Regions from separate parts of the Homo sapiens genome. Here region 1 is linked to region 2. Evidence: read pairs that join two places in POLR2A ChIA-PET (ENCODE). Cell type or tissue: PC-9. All regions are shown on one strand. Links, peaks and the distances in the headings refer to the core of each region. The heading gives the core; the rest is flanking DNA. Region 1 overlaps SLC25A12 (solute carrier family 25 member 12). Region 2 overlaps METAP1D (methionyl aminopeptidase type 1D, mitochondrial).

Region 1 (8,346 bases), core at 195-8,194, 190 kb before region 2:
CTTGAACTCTTAAGCTACTCTAATAGCCTTGAGTACTAAAAAAAAAAGCAAAAAACAAAAAACTTCTCTGCAATATCCGAAAGCAACACCAAGAAAAAAAAAAATCAAAAAATCTTCCTGATTTAATTTGAATACTCAGGTGAAGCTCTACTTCTTACCAAATTAAGCTATATATTTATTATCATAGAATTTTCATTTCTTTTTATGAAAGTCTTTGTCTGTCACGCAGGCTGAAGTCAGTGGTGTGATCTTTTTTTTTTTTTTTTTTTTGAGACGGAGTTTTGCTCTGTTGCCCAGGCTGGAGTGGTGCAGTGGCACAATCTCAGCTCACTGACCTCAGCCTCCCGGGTTCACGCCATTCGTGAGCCTCCCAAGTAGCTGGGACTACAGGCATCCGCCACCATGCCCAGCTAATTTTTTTGTATTTTTAGTAGAGACAGGGTTTCACCGTATTAGCCAGGATGGTCTCGATCTCCTGACCTCGTGATCCACCCGCCTCGGCCTCCCAAAGTGCTGAGATTACAGGCGTGAGCCACCGTGCCCGGCCCAGTGGCGTGATCTTGGCTCACTGCAACCTCTGCCTCCCAGGTTCAAGAGATTATCCCACCTCAGCCTCCCAAGTAGCTGGGATTACAGGTGCATACCACCATAACTGGCTAATTTTTTTGTATTTTTAGTAAAGACAGGGTTTCACCATGTTGCCCAGGCTGGTCTTGAACTCTTGGCCTCAAGTGATCCTCCTGCCTCGGCCTCCCAAAGTACTGGGATTATAGGCAAGAGCCACCATGCCTGGCCGCCATAGAATTCCCTTTTTTTGGGGGTGGGGGTATGGAGTCTTACTGTGTCACCCAGGCTGGAATGCAGTGGCATGATCTTGGCTCACTATAGCCTCTGCCTCCCAGATTCAAGCAATTCTCCTGCCTCAGCCTCCCAAGTAGCTGAGATTACAGGCACATGCCACCACGCCCGGCTAATTTTTGTATTTTTGCTAGAGACAGGGTTTCACCATGTTGGCCAGGCTGGTCTTTGTTTTTTTTTTTTTTTTTTTTTTTTTTGAGATGGAGTCTTGCTCTGTCGCCCAGGCTGCAGTGCAGTGGCCTGATCTTGGCTCACTGCAACCTCCACCTCCTGGGTTCAAGCAATTCTTCTGCCTCAGCCTCCCAAGTAGCTGGGATTACAGGCATGCACCACCATGCCCGGCTAATTTGTTTGTATTTTTAGTAGAGATGGGGTTTCACCATATTGGCCAGGCTGGTCCATATTGGCCAGGCTGGTCTCAAACTCCTGATCTTGTGATCCACCCGCCTCGGCCTCCCAAAGTGCTGGGATTACAGGCATGAGCCACTGCACCCGGCCCAGCCAGGCTGGTCTTGAACTCCTGACCTCAGGTGATCCTCCCGCCTCGGCCTCCCAAAGTGCTGGGATTACAGGCGTGAGCCACTGCACCTGGCCACCATAGAACTTCATATTATTGCATGTCTATAGCTTTGTTTCCAGTGAGAAAGGGTACATTTTTCATAACTACACTTCCATCTCCTGGCTCTTTAAAATAATAACAGTGGTTGTGCCTAACCCATCCCAATTTATTCTCTCCTTCAGGGAAAAACAGCCTATTTCAGAGGCACAAATGGAACACATTTTTATTTGCTATATGTATTAATGGTCAAACATAGTACTACATTTAAAGGAATCTCTGCTTTTTGAGGTTTCTTCAGTCAGAGGGTGAGGATGTGTCCTTGGAAAAGTTTACTTTGAAGAGTGTCCATTCCTAGGCAAACACCAAATTTGGAACACAATGTTGATGTTAATAGAGAACTCAGAACATATAACATGTTTCATACTCATTTTGTTAGTTAACAGACAACAGTTTGTTGTGGTTTTTTCTTGTTTGTTTTTTTTTTTGGAGACGGAGTTGCACTCTTTCACCCAGGCTGGAGTGCAGTGGCGCAATCTCAGCTCACTGCAACCTCCACCTTCTGGTTTCAAACTATTCTCCTGCCTCAGCCTCCCAAGTAACTGGGATTACAGGTGCCCACCACGCCCGGCTAATTTTTGTATTTTTAGTAGAGACAGGGTTTCACCCTGTTGGCCAGGCTGGTCTCAAACTCCTGACCTTGTGATCCTCCTGCCTTGGCCTCCCAAAGTGCTGGGATTACAGGCGTGAGCCACTGCGCCTGGCCCCTTAAAAAAAAAAAAAAAAAAGGATTAAATCTTTAGTAAGGCAATAGGCCTTTTTTTCATTTGAGACAGGGTTTCACTCCGGTTACCCAGGCTAGAGTGTAATGGCACAATCTCAACTCATTGCAACCTCCACCTCCCAGGCTCAAGTAATCCTCCTACCTCAGCCTCCCGAGTAGCTGGGACTACAGGCATGTGCCACCACACCCGGCTAATTTTTGTGTTTTTAGTAGAGATGGGGTTTCACCATGTCACCCGTGCTGGTCTTGAACTCCTGGGCTCAAGCAGTCTGCCCACCTCAGCCTCCCAAACTGCTGGGATTACAGACATGAGTCACTGCTCCCGGCCTTTTTTTCAATTTGGATTTTAAATGCATGGCAGCTACTGACAACACAATGTAGTATAACTGCTTATCTAGGTTACCTGAATCTAATAGTACTGAACAGGATCTCCAGTACACTTGTGGACAATGGTGAGACCAAGGCAAACTTACACTGTAGCTAGCACACACCAGTCATGCAATAGCCTCTACAAGGCTCATGCCACCTGACAGTAACAGATATACAAACCATTAAGTAATTATCCACGGCATGCATTAGAAGTTTTATTAAAGAAACATCAAAGAGGAAACAATTAACTAATATTTTATTCACTCTTAAAAAAACTCCAGAACCCTTTCCTGAGTTTTCACGTTCTGAAATGGATTTCCAAGGCCTCAATCTAAGTCCTCTCCCCAGAGCAGAGGTATCTTTAACAACAAAAAACCTTATATAAACACTCAAGTAAATGTTCAATATTACTACTTATATAAATACTTGCAAAGATGCACACAGTTTAAGTATATAATTTGATGTGTATAAAATCATATCTAAAAAAAGCATAAATGAGAATATATACAAGTACACAGATAACATTATCATCATAGTCTACAAGAGATGCTGATAGCATAACAGGTTTTCTCCACTTCCTTACACATTGCAGCTAATATTGTCTTCCAACTTTCTCTCATGTGCACAAGAGAAAACTATAAATAGCTCCAAACTAGAAAACAGAAGGCCATTTGGTGAAAAGGATTTAACTCTATTTAGAATGGATCTAAAATTTCCTTTTACCTAAACATGTGCCTATAAATACATAAGCACAATTCATTTTATTAAGTGGTTACAAACATGAAAACTGACCTTTACCCCAGATCCAAAATCCTATAAAAATAAACTCGAAGTTAATTACTTCCTTATGCATAAATTCTGTAGTCTTGAATATGGCTTGAAATAAGCAGTGCCTAGAAATCTTGTTAAATGGCATTTGCTACAACAGTTTCAATATTTTCCCTCTTAAAAATATGAAAGGAAACTTTCTTTTATCATTTCTCTCATTCTACTTAAGAAAATTTGTCTCAAAGTGGATCCTTAAAACTAGGAAGGCAGGGACAGAAGGTGAAATGGTCAAAGTCCTTAGGAAATAGGTGAGCACCATCAAAAGAGCCAACCAGCTAGCCAGGGAATCCAGAACAGAAACAGGGTACAGCTTTTAAAAAATGTTTTAAATTTTTTAGAGACTGGGTATCACTATGTTGTGCAAGCTGGCCTCAAACTCTGGGCTCAAGAGATCCTCCCATTTCAGCCTCCCGAGGAGCTGAAATCACTCCTTTGGGAGTTGAGACTACAGGTATGCGCCACTGCACCTGGCTTCATCTTTTTCTTATTCCATAATAATATTCCTGTCTCTAGATTATGGAGGAAAAGAATGAAAGCAAGATTCTTGAGGGCTCATATGTTCTTCAGTTTATACCTGGTACCGTAAAAACTAAAACTGGTTTGTGTTTAATCCTAACTATATTTCTAAAAATTCTAATTCATAAATCATAGTTTGAAAGAAAAACAGAAGACCTATAAAAAGCTAAAGTTGGCTGGGTGCAGTGGCTCACGCCTGTAATCTCAGCACTTTGGGAGGCCGAGGTGGGCAGATTACCTGAGGTCAGGAGTTTGAGACTGGCCAGCCTGACCAACATGGGCGAAGCCCCGTCTCTACTAAAAATACAAAAATTAGCGAGGCGTGGTGACAGGTGCCTGTAATCCCAGGTACTCGGGAAGCTGAAGCAGAAGAATCGCTTGAACCCAGGAGGCAGAGGTTGCAGTGAGCCAAGATCACGCCACTGCACTCCAGCCTGGGTGACAGAGTGAGGCTCCACCTCCAAAAAAAAAAAACTAAAGTTGAGATCTAATGACTACAAGCTTTCATTTACATTAAATAAGGCATATATAAACTTAGCTACTTCCTACACTCATTTTAATCTATTTATCAACAATGGCATGTGTCTTATTGTTAAGTTGGTCTTGACAGTCTGTTGGATGAAGTGGCTTGAGTTACTAATTTTATAATAATCGAAACTGGGAAAAGTAATTAAATGGAGGAGACACAAAGAACCATGATATCAAGGTAGAGGGACAAAAATTAGAATTTGATTGTGAGATCTAATTCTTAATGCACACAGGATATAAGCACAGGGCACTGTCACTAACTCAGACATCTGAATCCAGTTATTTTCCAAGCATTTCTGCATCACATTTGTGAGATATGTGAGCATGTGTGATACCTACTGAAAATAGAAAATGCAGCATTACTAGTAGTGCATGGTTAATGCTGAATGAGATGATGGAGGGTTTGTGCCTTAAACTACAGAATCTAGGTGTTTCTGAGGAAAGTCAACATTCTTCAGGAGGCAAGATGGTCGAAGCTTGCTCCAAAGGAGGAGGATGCCAAGATTTATATGCAAAAATCTAAATAACTCTGCATAGCAGGCCAGGCGCGGTGGCTCAGGCCTGTAATCCCAGCACTTTGGGAGGCCGAGACAGACGGATCATGAGGTCAACTGTTCGAGACCAGCCTGGCCAACATGGTAAAACCCCATCTCCACTAAGAATACAAAAATTAGCTGGGCATGGTGGCGCATGCCTGTAATCCCAGCTATTCGGGAGGCTGAGGCAGGAGAATCACTTGAACCCGGGAGGCAGGGGTTGCCGTGAGCCAAGATCACGCCATTACAATCCAGTCTGGGCGACAGAGCAAGACTCCGTCTCAAAAAAAAACAAAACAAAAAACTCTGCATAGCATTTTTTTGGAAAGTCTTCTCATACAGAAGATAGTTGAGTCAATGGGCAGAAGGAAGAAGAAAACAATCAATGTCACGCTAGAAAATGTGTCCACCAAAATTACAGCCAAGGCACTACTGATCCTTCTGATTGACTGACCTGTACTTTCTCACCACTTTGACCATTGCAGTGATAATTTTTCCTTCAAGTTTAACTAAAGGACATCTATTTTATAACTCAAACACAATAGTGAATAAGTGTTTAATGCCATAGCTCAGGGAAAGCCTGATTTTCAAGGGTGTTTCTACAAATATCCATGCCAATTCACACTATAAAAGGGGGCTTAAGTTTAATTTTGCAAGATGAGAAATTTCTGGAGATGTCTTTCACAACGTTGTGGATATACTTAATACTACTAAACTGTACATTTAAAATCATTAAGATAGTAGTAATTTTATCTTGTGTTTTTTGCCACAACAAAAACAGTGGCAATCTTTAAAAAGGTGGGGGCAGTGCTCAAGGTCCTTGAACTACTACATGGCTTTTATTGAAAAAATTGTTGCAAGAAAAATTAGCCAATACTTTTACTAAACATATACTAATTTCTGTAAAAAAGTATCTTTAATATATGGTTACAAATAAAAATCCTAGTGTATACACCTGTGAAACATCAACAGTGTGTTAGATTTTGTGTCTACTAGAGGATTTAAATAAATTTCTACATTCATGTCAGATGGCAATTTTAATATTCTAGCCTCTTTCCTAAAACTGAAATCTAAAATTCAGGTTCAGAGAACACTAATTTTGCCTTGATATCCTCCTTCGGTTCCATTCTTGGTGTTACAATGACATAGTAGCAATTTTCCAAGGATGCTACAAGAGAAGCTCTGAACTCCCTATCTAAAAATCACTTAAAGAATGAGAAAATTGTTTCATGTTGTTCAAAATCGACCTTGTAAGGAATTTTGCCCAGGCTGGCCCAGAACAAGAAAATCTTACACCATTTATTTTAGGAATGTAAAGTGTCAGTGACTCAATGAGCTAAAGCAACAGCATTACTACACTTCTTCATCTTTGGCAACAGTTTAATGCTTTGAAAAAATAAAGCCATCATTATCTGCATAAATCCTTTTAGGAAATTCAATTATGGGTCAGATCCCAAATAAGCAGTAATCTATATTAGTTACTAGATTCAGCAATTGAAGACTGGACCAGCATCATTAACTTATCACTTATAATCTTCTTTTTCCCTTACCAAATGTCACCTCTCCATTTCCACTCTTGTCAAACAACTGGAAAGCCACTATGAACATGGAATCTGGAGCACATAAAACAGATTCAAATGCCAAAAACTCTTGATAGGAGATCAACCTGGAATAAAATATAAAACGTCATTGGCTGGTGAAGAAAGGGAAAGCATCAGGCATTTAATCTGCCTTTACTATATAAACTGTAGCTCAGGGTAACCAAATAATTGATAAAGGGTAGTTTGTTTTTATAGAGGTACTTCAGATAAGGAAGGAAAGGAGAATTAGAATATCACCCTTTTGTAAGCCCCTAGAAAATCAATGAAACTGGGCAATAATCAATAGCTCCTAACATCATGAAGAGAGAGAACCAGGCAAAATATAATTAAACCTGAATCTGATCAAGTCTCTGGATCAGTTTCTCAACCTCAGTACTGGTGACATTTTAAGTTGGATAATTCTTTGTTGTGGGGGTTTCCTGTGCTTTGTAGCATGTTTAGCAGCATCCCTGGCCTCTACCCACTAGATGCCAATAGCATCCCCAAGTTGTGACCAGCAAAAATGTCTCCAGACATTGCCAAATATACCCTGGTGAGCAAAATCACCCCTATTGAGAACCACTGCTCTAGAACTATTCACTAATTTACAGAAAACACAACAAACAAAGGAACATGTTCACTACCACCACATAAATGCAGACTGTAGGAAATGACAGAAGAAACATTCCATAGCTGCAGAAAAATAATTTTTAATGAAGCTATGAAGAGGATTCTTCTTTTTTTTAAGGGGCCATGCTAATCTCTGTATCATTCCAATTTTATTATATGTGCTGCTGAGGCAAGCACAGGGAATCTCAATCTTAAAAGACCTAAGAGATATAACAATGAATCACAATATACATCCTTATTTGGATTCCAATTTAAACAAAGTAAAAAAAAAAAGTTTTTTAATTTACAAGATAATCCGGGAAATGGAAATACCAATATAATACAAATGCTTGATGATATTAAGAAATCAATGTTTCTAGGAGGTTTTTTTGGTTGTTGTTAAGCATTATCTTTTAGAGATACACAGTGAGACACTTACAAATGAAATACATCATCTAGAGTTTGCTTCAAAATAATCCAGAGGATGGAGAAGAGATGGAGGTATAAACGAAATAATTATTTTGGTAATGATTAAAAGTAGGTGATGAATTCATAGAATTTACATTATTCTCTGTGTTATACATGTTTGAAACATCACTAATAAAAATTTTGGCCAGGCACAGTGGCTCACATCTGTAATCCCAGCACTTTGGGAGGCTGAGGCAGGAGGATTGCTTGAGTCCAGGAGTTTAAGACCAACCTGGGCAACATAGGGAGACTCCACCTCTACAAAAAGTAAAAATAAAAAATTAGCTGGGCATGGTGGCACACACCTGTAATCCCAACAACTCAGGAGGCTGAGGTGGGAGGATTGCTTGAGCCCAGGAAGTAGAGGCTGTAATAAGCCATGATCATGCTACCGCACTCCAGCCTGGGCGACAGACCAGACTCTGTCTCAATAAATAATTAAATTAAAATAAAACTTTTAGAGGCAGGGCACAGTAGCTCACGCCTGTAATGCCAGCACTTTGGGAGGCTGAGGCAGGCAGATCACTTGAGCTCAGGAGTTCAAGAGCAGCTTAGGCAATATGGTGAAACCCCATCTCTACAAAAAATACAAAAATTAGCCAGGTGTGGTGGTGTGTACCTGTAGTACCAACTACTTGGGAGGCTGAAGTGGGAGGACAGTTTAAGCCCAGGAGGCAGAGGTTGCAGTGAGCCAAGATTGTGCCACTGTACTCC
Region 2 (8,346 bases), core at 241-8,240:
CCTCAGCCTCCCGAGTAGCTGGGACTGCAGGCGCCGGCCACCACGCCCGGCTAACTTTTTGTATTTTTAGTAGAGATGGGGTTTCACCGTATTAGCCAGGATGGTCTCCATCTCCTGACCTCGTGATCCTACCGCCTCCGCCTCCCAAAGTGCTGGGATTACAGGTGTGAGCCACCACCCCCGGCCTACTGTACTGTGTTTTAAGAAAAATCAGAATATCACCAGCACCTCAGAAAACCTCTGCATGCTTCTTCCCAGTCCAAATCTCTTTCATCCCCTGGGTAGCCACTATCCTGACTTTAGTAGTATTCACTTTCTTGCTTACCTTTATAGTTTTACCACTTGTGTATAGATTCCTAAACAGTGTGATTTTGTTTGTTTGTTTGTTTTGAGACAGGGTCTTCTTTGTCACCCAGGCTGGAATGCAGTGGCATGATCACAGCTCACTGCATCCTCAACCTACCAGGCTCAAGTGATCCTCCCACCTCCACCTCCCAAGTAGCTGGGACCACAGATGCATGCCATCATGCCTGGCTAATTTTTAATTTTTTTTAGAGACAGAGTCTTCCTATGTTGCCCAGGCTGATCTCGAATGCTTGGGCTCAAGCAGTCCTCCCACCTCTGTCTCCCAAAGTGCTAAGATTACAGGTGTGAGAGACCACACTGGGACTGATTTTTATATTTTAAGGATCCATTTATATTGTATCTGTAGTGAATTCATTTTTTTTGCTGTATAGTCTTCTGTTTTAAGAATTTATGGCTGGGCATGATGGTTCATGCCTGTAATGCCAGCACTTTGGGAGGCCAAGGTGGGCGGATCACTAGGTCAGGAGATCAAGACCATCCTGGCTAACACGGTGAAACCCCGTCTCTACTAAAAATACAAAAAGTTAGCTGGGCGTGGTGGCGGGTGCCTGTAGTCCCAGCTACTTGGGAGGCTGAGGCAGGAGAATGGCGTGAACCCGGGAGGCGGAGCTTGCAGAGAGCCGAGATCGCGCCATTGCACTCCAGCCTGGGCGACAGAGCGAGACTCTGTCTCAAGAAAAAAAAAAAAAGAATTTACTGTAATTTATTCTGTAGTTGATGGACATCTGGGTTGTTTCCACCTTTTTCTTTTTTTTTTTGTCGCCCAGGCTGAAGTGCAGTGGCGTGATCTTGGCTCAATGCAAGCTCCGCCTTCCGGGTTCACGCCATTCTCCTGCCTCAACCTCCCAAGTAGCAGGGACTACAGGCGCCTGCCACCACGCCCGGCTAATTTTTTGTATTTTTAGTAGAGACGGGGTTTCACAGTGTTAGCCAGGATGGTCTCGATCTCCTGACCTCGTGATCCGCCTGTCTCGGCCTCCCAAAGTACCGAGATTACAGGCGTGAGCCACCGCACCCGGCCCGTTTCCACCTTTTTCTATTACAAACAGTCTGAGTATGTCTTTTGGATGCACTTCTGTATGCATTTCTTTTATGTGTATACCTAGGATTGAATTAGTGACTTCATAATTGACAGGCAGTTTTCCAAGGTGGTTGTACCAGTTGACTCTCCAGCAGTATTCGAGAGATCTTGTTTTCCCACATCTTCAACCTGTACTTGGCATTGTCAGACTTTTAAATGCTTTATTTTAAAATATTATTAGTAAAACAACATAGATAAGTTTACTGTTGTCTATTACTTACATGTACTTGTAATGTTAAAGTCTAGGTTTTATGGCTGCGGGCGGTGGCTCACGCCTGTAATTCCAGCACTTTGGTAGGCCAAGGTGGGCGGATCACTTGAGGTCGGGAGTTCAAGACCAGCCTGACCAACATGGAGAAACCCTGTCTCTACTAAAAATACAAAAACATTAGCTGGGCATGGTGGTGCATACCTATAATCCCAGCTGCTTGGGAGGCTGAGACAGGAGAATCGCTTGAACCCGGGAGGCGGAGGTTGCTGTAAGCCAAAATCGTGCCGTTGCACTCCAGCCTGGGCAACAAGAGGGAAACTCCATCTCAAGAAAAAAAAAAAGTCTAGGTTTTACTTGGGGTGTGTGTGTGTGTGTGTGTGTGAATATTTCAGAGGTACAGAGACTCTTTCTGGTCATCGATATCTACTTGCTAAATTACGTCTTCCTACCTAACAACTGCTACGCTAGAGACCAGAAAAAAAAATAGTAAAGCTTTAAAAAAGGAGAGAGCATTTTTGTACCTTTTTCACTTGTGATATTAAACCTATGAGTGATAGCTCAATTTATCAATTGCTACATGCCAGGCGCTGTGCTAATGAACTCTTAAGACATGTAAACTCATTTAATCTTTACAACAGTTTTTTATTTCCCCATTTTTTAACAGATGAAGAAACTGAGGCATTAAATGGTTAAGTAACTTGCTGAAGATTGTAAGCTAGTAAATCATAGAGCCAGAGCTGAAGCTCAACAGTTGAGCTTCACTGGTTCCATCTGGGTTCTGAACACTTAATATCTAGACCTCCTACCCCGTTGGTGAGTTCTGGTTAGTGACATTAGTCCTCCAGAGCCACCATGTTTTGTCTCCGGGTGGCTGTATTTGAGCTTGACATGTTGTTTCTGGTGCTAACAGTTAGGAAAGCAGGGTTGCTTGAACTTCAAGACAGAGACTTACTTCCTTTCACTTGTTGTAGAAGTTGAAAGAAGCTGAAGCAGCATGAGAATCCTGGCTCTGGGGCTGGTACAGCTATTACAGGAAGGGACAGGACTTGGCCCTCTCTTCTCCTCTCTAGATTTTCCTGGGGGTACTCAGCCTTCATCTTCTGCCACTTAGGGTTTGAGTGGAAATGGCCGAGAATATGTGGTAGGAAGCAGTAAAGTGGACGTTTCAATTTCCTTAATTGTCCAAAAATGTGGAATATGTTATCCTTTAGAAACCATGTTGTAAATGGCAGCAACATTCCCAGGCCAGCTCAAAAAACCTATAATGTGGCCAAAATATATGCTTACAGCTGTATTGTTTCCTAGTTTTTTGTTTTCATTGCAATTGTGTAGCATTTTATTTGTCTTATGAGCTACTGGGCTAGCTGAGAACTTAGCCACATTGTTTATGTCGGAAAATGCATTCCAAACAGCTAAGACCACGTATTTATCTTAGTGTAGAGCTAACTATCCATAGCTTAGATCATTGACTACCTGAACACTCTGCTCCAAGTAAACTGAACAATACCATCACCAATTTTTTGACGGTAAAGAGAAAAACATCTCAGTAAGATAGAGAAACATTTTCTATGGATTTACTGTGACCGAGACCAAATTTTAATTAGCTAGGATATTTTTTAAATTGTAGCATTATATAAATGCATCTGTTTTTCATTTGTTACATATGGGTTTTTATTTACCCACCCTCCTAAAACATTGAAATATATTCATGTAGCTACCTGAACCACTTGTAGATCTTCAGACTTGTGCGGCAAAAGGAATGATAATTATAATCTGCTTCAGGCTACAGGCTAGAATAATTCAAAAGGAAATGTGCATTACTAATGCAGCAGAGCTCATAAATTCTCAATGTCAGTTTGCCATTTATGCAGTCAGTCTGGTTGGCCAGAGGCAAAAAGACTAGGGTTACATAATATTTATGAGGTCTGAAGTTAGCCATCACCAAAGCCAAATATTGCCAGTGTTTCAGATTACTCATTAAAGTCAGCATCATCTAGTCACGCCAATGGAGTTGGGAGCAGGGTGGATTTGGTAGTGATGAAACATTAGTTATAAGTATAAATTCTGTCCATTTTAGTCCACTACTACCTCCTTTACAGGATTTATAGCCTTCCTATTTTATATATTATCCCTGAGATGCCTACCTAAGGAGGGTTCCCATACCATTCTGCAAAAATCTACTTGCCACCTAAGGTTTCATAACACAAAAGTGGGAATGGGACTTTCTTTGCTCTGCATTGTTTCTCCAACCCTCTTCATGTTTAACTCCTGAGAAGACCTCCTGCCTCTCTGTACATCATCACAATGGCCAAGTCTCAAAAACTTTTAGATCCCAGCTAGCACCTTATGTCATACTGTGCTCAGAAATAATTAAGTGTCCAGACCCATACTCTTGTGCTCTAGTGCACTTCAGGAGTTTGACTTGTATAGGGTAATGAGCAGCTACAACTCCAGGCCTCAGGGTTACTCCCAGGAAACACTGTGGCTGTGAACTCCAAATTAAAAATGTGTGTACAATTGTACAGTTTCCAACATCAAGAAGCACTAGTCCCTGGGGCTGTTCATAACGGCTTTCTTTGTATTTTCACAAAAGAACAGTCCCAGAATTAAAATAACCCTTTCATTTCCTACACTTCACTTCTTAGAAGTCGTCAGGAAAGATGAGTTTTGGTATTATTGTTGATGGTGAGTTTTTTGTGGGGTGGGGGTGATGGAGCAAATACCTTTAAAACTTTTTTTTGTTTTTTTTTGAGATGAACTCTCGCTCTATCGCCCAGGCTGGAGTGCAGGGGCTCCATCTCAGCTCACTGCAACCTCCGCCTCCCGGGTTCTAAAGCAATTCTCCTGCCTCAGCCTCCTGAGTAGCTGGGATTACAGGCACCCACCACCAGTAATTAGTCCCAGCTAATTTTTATATTTTTAGTAGAGGCGGGATTTCGCCATGTTGGCCAGGCTGGTCTCGAACTCCTGACCTCGTGATCTGCCCACCTTGGCCTCTCAGAGTGCTGGGATTACAGGCGTGAGCCACTGCACCCAGCCAAAACTTTTTTTTGTTTTATTTTGTTTTGAGACAGAGTCTCGCCCTGTCGCCCAGGCTGGAGTGCAACTGCCTGCCGGGTTCAAGCGATTCTTCTGCCTCAGCCTCCTGAGTAGCTGGGATTACAGGCGCTCGCCATCACGCCCGGCTAATTTTTGTATTTTCAGTAGAGACGGGGTTTCACCATGTTGGCCAGGCTGGTCTCGAACTCCTGACCTCGTGATCCACCCACCTCAGCCTCCCAAAGTGCTGGGATTACAGGCGTGAGCCACTGCGCCCGGCCGAAAACTTTTTATTAGTGAGAAAAGTTTTAAGGATTTCAGTTAAACCAGGATTATAGCTTAACTTTAAGGATTTCATTTTACCCCTTTCTCTACTTTTACCTATATTTAAAAATATTAAAAAGTCCGTTTTTTTCTGTCAACTATATGGCATAGTGATTTTCTTCCAGACTAGTAGGTGGAGTCGGAAGTAGTATTCTGAAACATGTGGAGGAAACTACATCAGGAGAGCATTTGCCCCAAGGGAGCAATAGTGAGAGGATTCCCCACACTCTCTTCGAAAATTTTAAGACATACTGCTACTCCCAGGGGGAGATCAAACTAAATACACAGCGTTTTAGGAACTAGAGATATACAGAGTCCTTGTTCAGCGGAGTGGCAGATTTGTTTTAAGTTTATTTTTGTTCAAAGTTTTTGATCTCTTTTACTGTTACAAGACTAGGGGAAATATCGTAATCGATTGTGCTATTTGCTTTGATACATTCAGGCCCTCTTTTTTTTTTTTTTTTTTGAGATGGAGTCTCGCTCTCTCTCCCAGGTTAGAGTGCAGTGGCACAACCTCGGCTCACTGCAGCCTCTGCCTCCCGGGTTCAAGCAATTTTCCTGCCTCAGCCTCCTGAGTAGCTGGGATTACAGGCGCACACCACCACGCCCGGCTAACTTGTGTATTTTTAGTAGAGACGCCCGGCTAACTTGTGTATTTTTAGTTTCACCATGATGGCCAGGATGGTCTCAATCTCTTGACCTTGTGATCCGCCCGCCTCGGCCTCCCAAAGTGCTGGGATTACAGGCGTGAGCCACCACACCTGGCCCATTCAGGCCCTCTTGTACCTGATAGCCACAGTATACAAGAACTGAAGGAGTCTGAGGCCCCCCAAAAGCATATTATATAAAGCAAAAACAAACAAACAAAAAACCCACTTAAGGCTGGATGCGGTGGCTCATTCCTGTAATCGCAGCACTTGGGGAGGACGAGGTGGGTGGACCATGAGGTCAGGAGTTCAAGACCAGCCTGGCCAATATGGTGAATCCCTGTCTCTACTAAAAATACAAAAATTAGCTGGGCGTGGTGGTGTGCACCTATAGTCCCAGCTACGTGGGAGGCTGAGGCATAAGAATCGCTTGAATCCAGGAGGCGGAGGTTTCAGTGAGCCGATATCGTGCCACTGCACTCCAGCCTGGGTGACAGCGCAAGACTCTGTATCAAAAAAAAAAAAAAAGAATCCACTTAAATGCTCATCATTGGTTAAATAAGGTGTTGTGTGACCTGTCCGTAAAGGAATTCATGAAACAACTAAAAAAGATCATGTAGATCTATATTGTTTTGTTAGAGACAGGACCCCTAACACTGAAGACTGGTTGCCCCCAACTCAAGCCAGATACATAATTCAAAACCAAACAAAACTAAGCTTTAAATAAGTAAATACAGAATAAGAATATAAAAACGTTTTAATTTCCTTACTCTAATTATTTTATATATATATATATATATATATATATATATATATATATATTTCATCCCCCAAAAGAAATGACCTAATATATATATAGTTTTTTTTTTTTTTAAGATGGAGTCTTACTCTGTTTCCCAGGCTGGAGTGCAGTGATGCCATGTCAACTCACTGCAACCTCCGCCTCCCACATTCAAGCAATTCTCCTGCCTCAGCCTCCCCAGTAGCTGGGATTACAGGTGCCCACCACTATGCCCAGCTAATTTTTGTATTTTTAGTAGAGATGGGGTTTCACCATGTTAGCCAGGCTTGTCTTGAACTCCTGCCCACAAGTGATCTACCTGCCTCGGCCTTCCAAAGTGCTGGGATTACAGGCATAAGCCACTGTGCCTGGCCAGAAATATATATTTTTTCATTTTAAAAAATATATGTATATATACATATGTATGTGTACATGTGTACACATATACATATGTATGTGTACATGTGTACACATATACATATGTATGTGTACATGTGTACACATATACATATGTATGTGTACATGTGTACACATATACATATATACATATATACATATGTATGTGTACATGTGTACATATATACATATATACATATGTATGTGTACATGTGTACATATATACATATATACATATGTATGTGTACATGTGTACATATATACATATATACATATATACATATGTATGTGTACATGTGTACATATATACATATGTATGTGTACATGCGTACATATATACATATATACATATGTGTGTGTACATGTGTACATATATACATATATACATATGTATGTGTACATGTGTACATATATACATATATGTGTGTATGTGTACATGTGCACATATATACATATATGTGTGTATGTGTACATGTGCACATATATACATATATGTGTGTATGTGTACACATATACATATGTGTGTATGTGTATATGTGTACACATATACGTGTGTATGTGTATATGTGTACACATATACGTGTGTGTGTGTATATGTGTACACATATACGTGTGTGTGTGTATATGTACACATATACGTGTGTGTGTATATGTACACATATACGTGTGTGTGTGTATATGTACACATATACGTGTGTGTGTATATGTACACATATACGTGTGTGTGTATATATGTACATATATGTGTATGTGTGTAAATATGTACATATATGTGTATGTGTACATATGTATACATATATGCGTACATGTGTATACACGTATGCGTACCTGTGTATATATATGCGTACATGTGCATACATATGTGTGCGTGTGTACACATATATGTGTATGTGTACACATATATGTGTATATGTGTACACGTGTACACATATATGTGTATATATATACGTGTGTGTGTACATATATTTACATACATATATATATATATATATATATTTTTTGGGATACAGGATCTCACTTTGTTCCCCAGGCTGGTCTCAAACTCCTGAGCTCAAGCAATCTTCCCATCTCAGCCTCCCAAGTAGCTGGGATTATAGGCACCCAGCTATGAGAAATATTTTAAATATCAGATCCTTACAAAAAAAATAGTATTCTTTTATTGGAACTTCACTTGGTTTGCACTTCCAACACCTGTTAGTTTATCCAGTCAGGCACTCCATATTTGGAAGGAAGGAGGATAATATTTGGGGAGAGGAAAGGTAAGAGAGGGGTGAGTTGGCAGTGATGGAAAGCAAAGTCAACCCCACTTGGTCACGACTCACTAACCTCCAATGGAGAAAGTGTGTGAGTCTGCATGTATGTTTGATTTTTGATACATGAAAGAACATAAAAATATGACATTAGACTATTATACTTCAATTTTTAAAACTTAAGTTTTTTAAAGAAAAGTACGTTTAATGTTTTACAAAAATTATTTTATTTATATTTAATAGCATTATAT

What was found. Peaks named below come from ENCODE experiments on the same cell type or tissue, not always from the same donor. Only the 100,000 strongest peaks of a DNase experiment are listed, where the experiment ranks them.
Region 1: POLR2A ChIA-PET joins it to region 2 with 11 read pairs; 2 of 35 experiments call an interaction of 5 or more read pairs at or near these places.

Annotation. Positions count from the first base shown.
Region 1 is chr2:171,849,309-171,857,654 of GRCh38, forward strand. SLC25A12 (solute carrier family 25 member 12) reads right to left here. Exons shown (of 18, transcript NM_003705.5): 4 at 6,526-6,641. It also overlaps the pseudogene RNU6-182P. Among named protein-coding and RNA genes, the nearest start is that of SLC25A12, 41 kb to the right of the region's middle. In PC-9, for the core only: no CTCF peak of the experiment used is centred there; no DNase peak of the experiment used is centred there.
Region 2 is chr2:172,035,278-172,043,623 of GRCh38, forward strand. All of the region lies in intron 1 of METAP1D (methionyl aminopeptidase type 1D, mitochondrial), which reads left to right. Among named protein-coding and RNA genes, the nearest start is that of METAP1D, 39 kb to the left of the region's middle. In PC-9, for the core only: no CTCF peak of the experiment used is centred there; a DNase peak (open chromatin) is centred at 3,564; H3K27ac peaks cover 583 bases.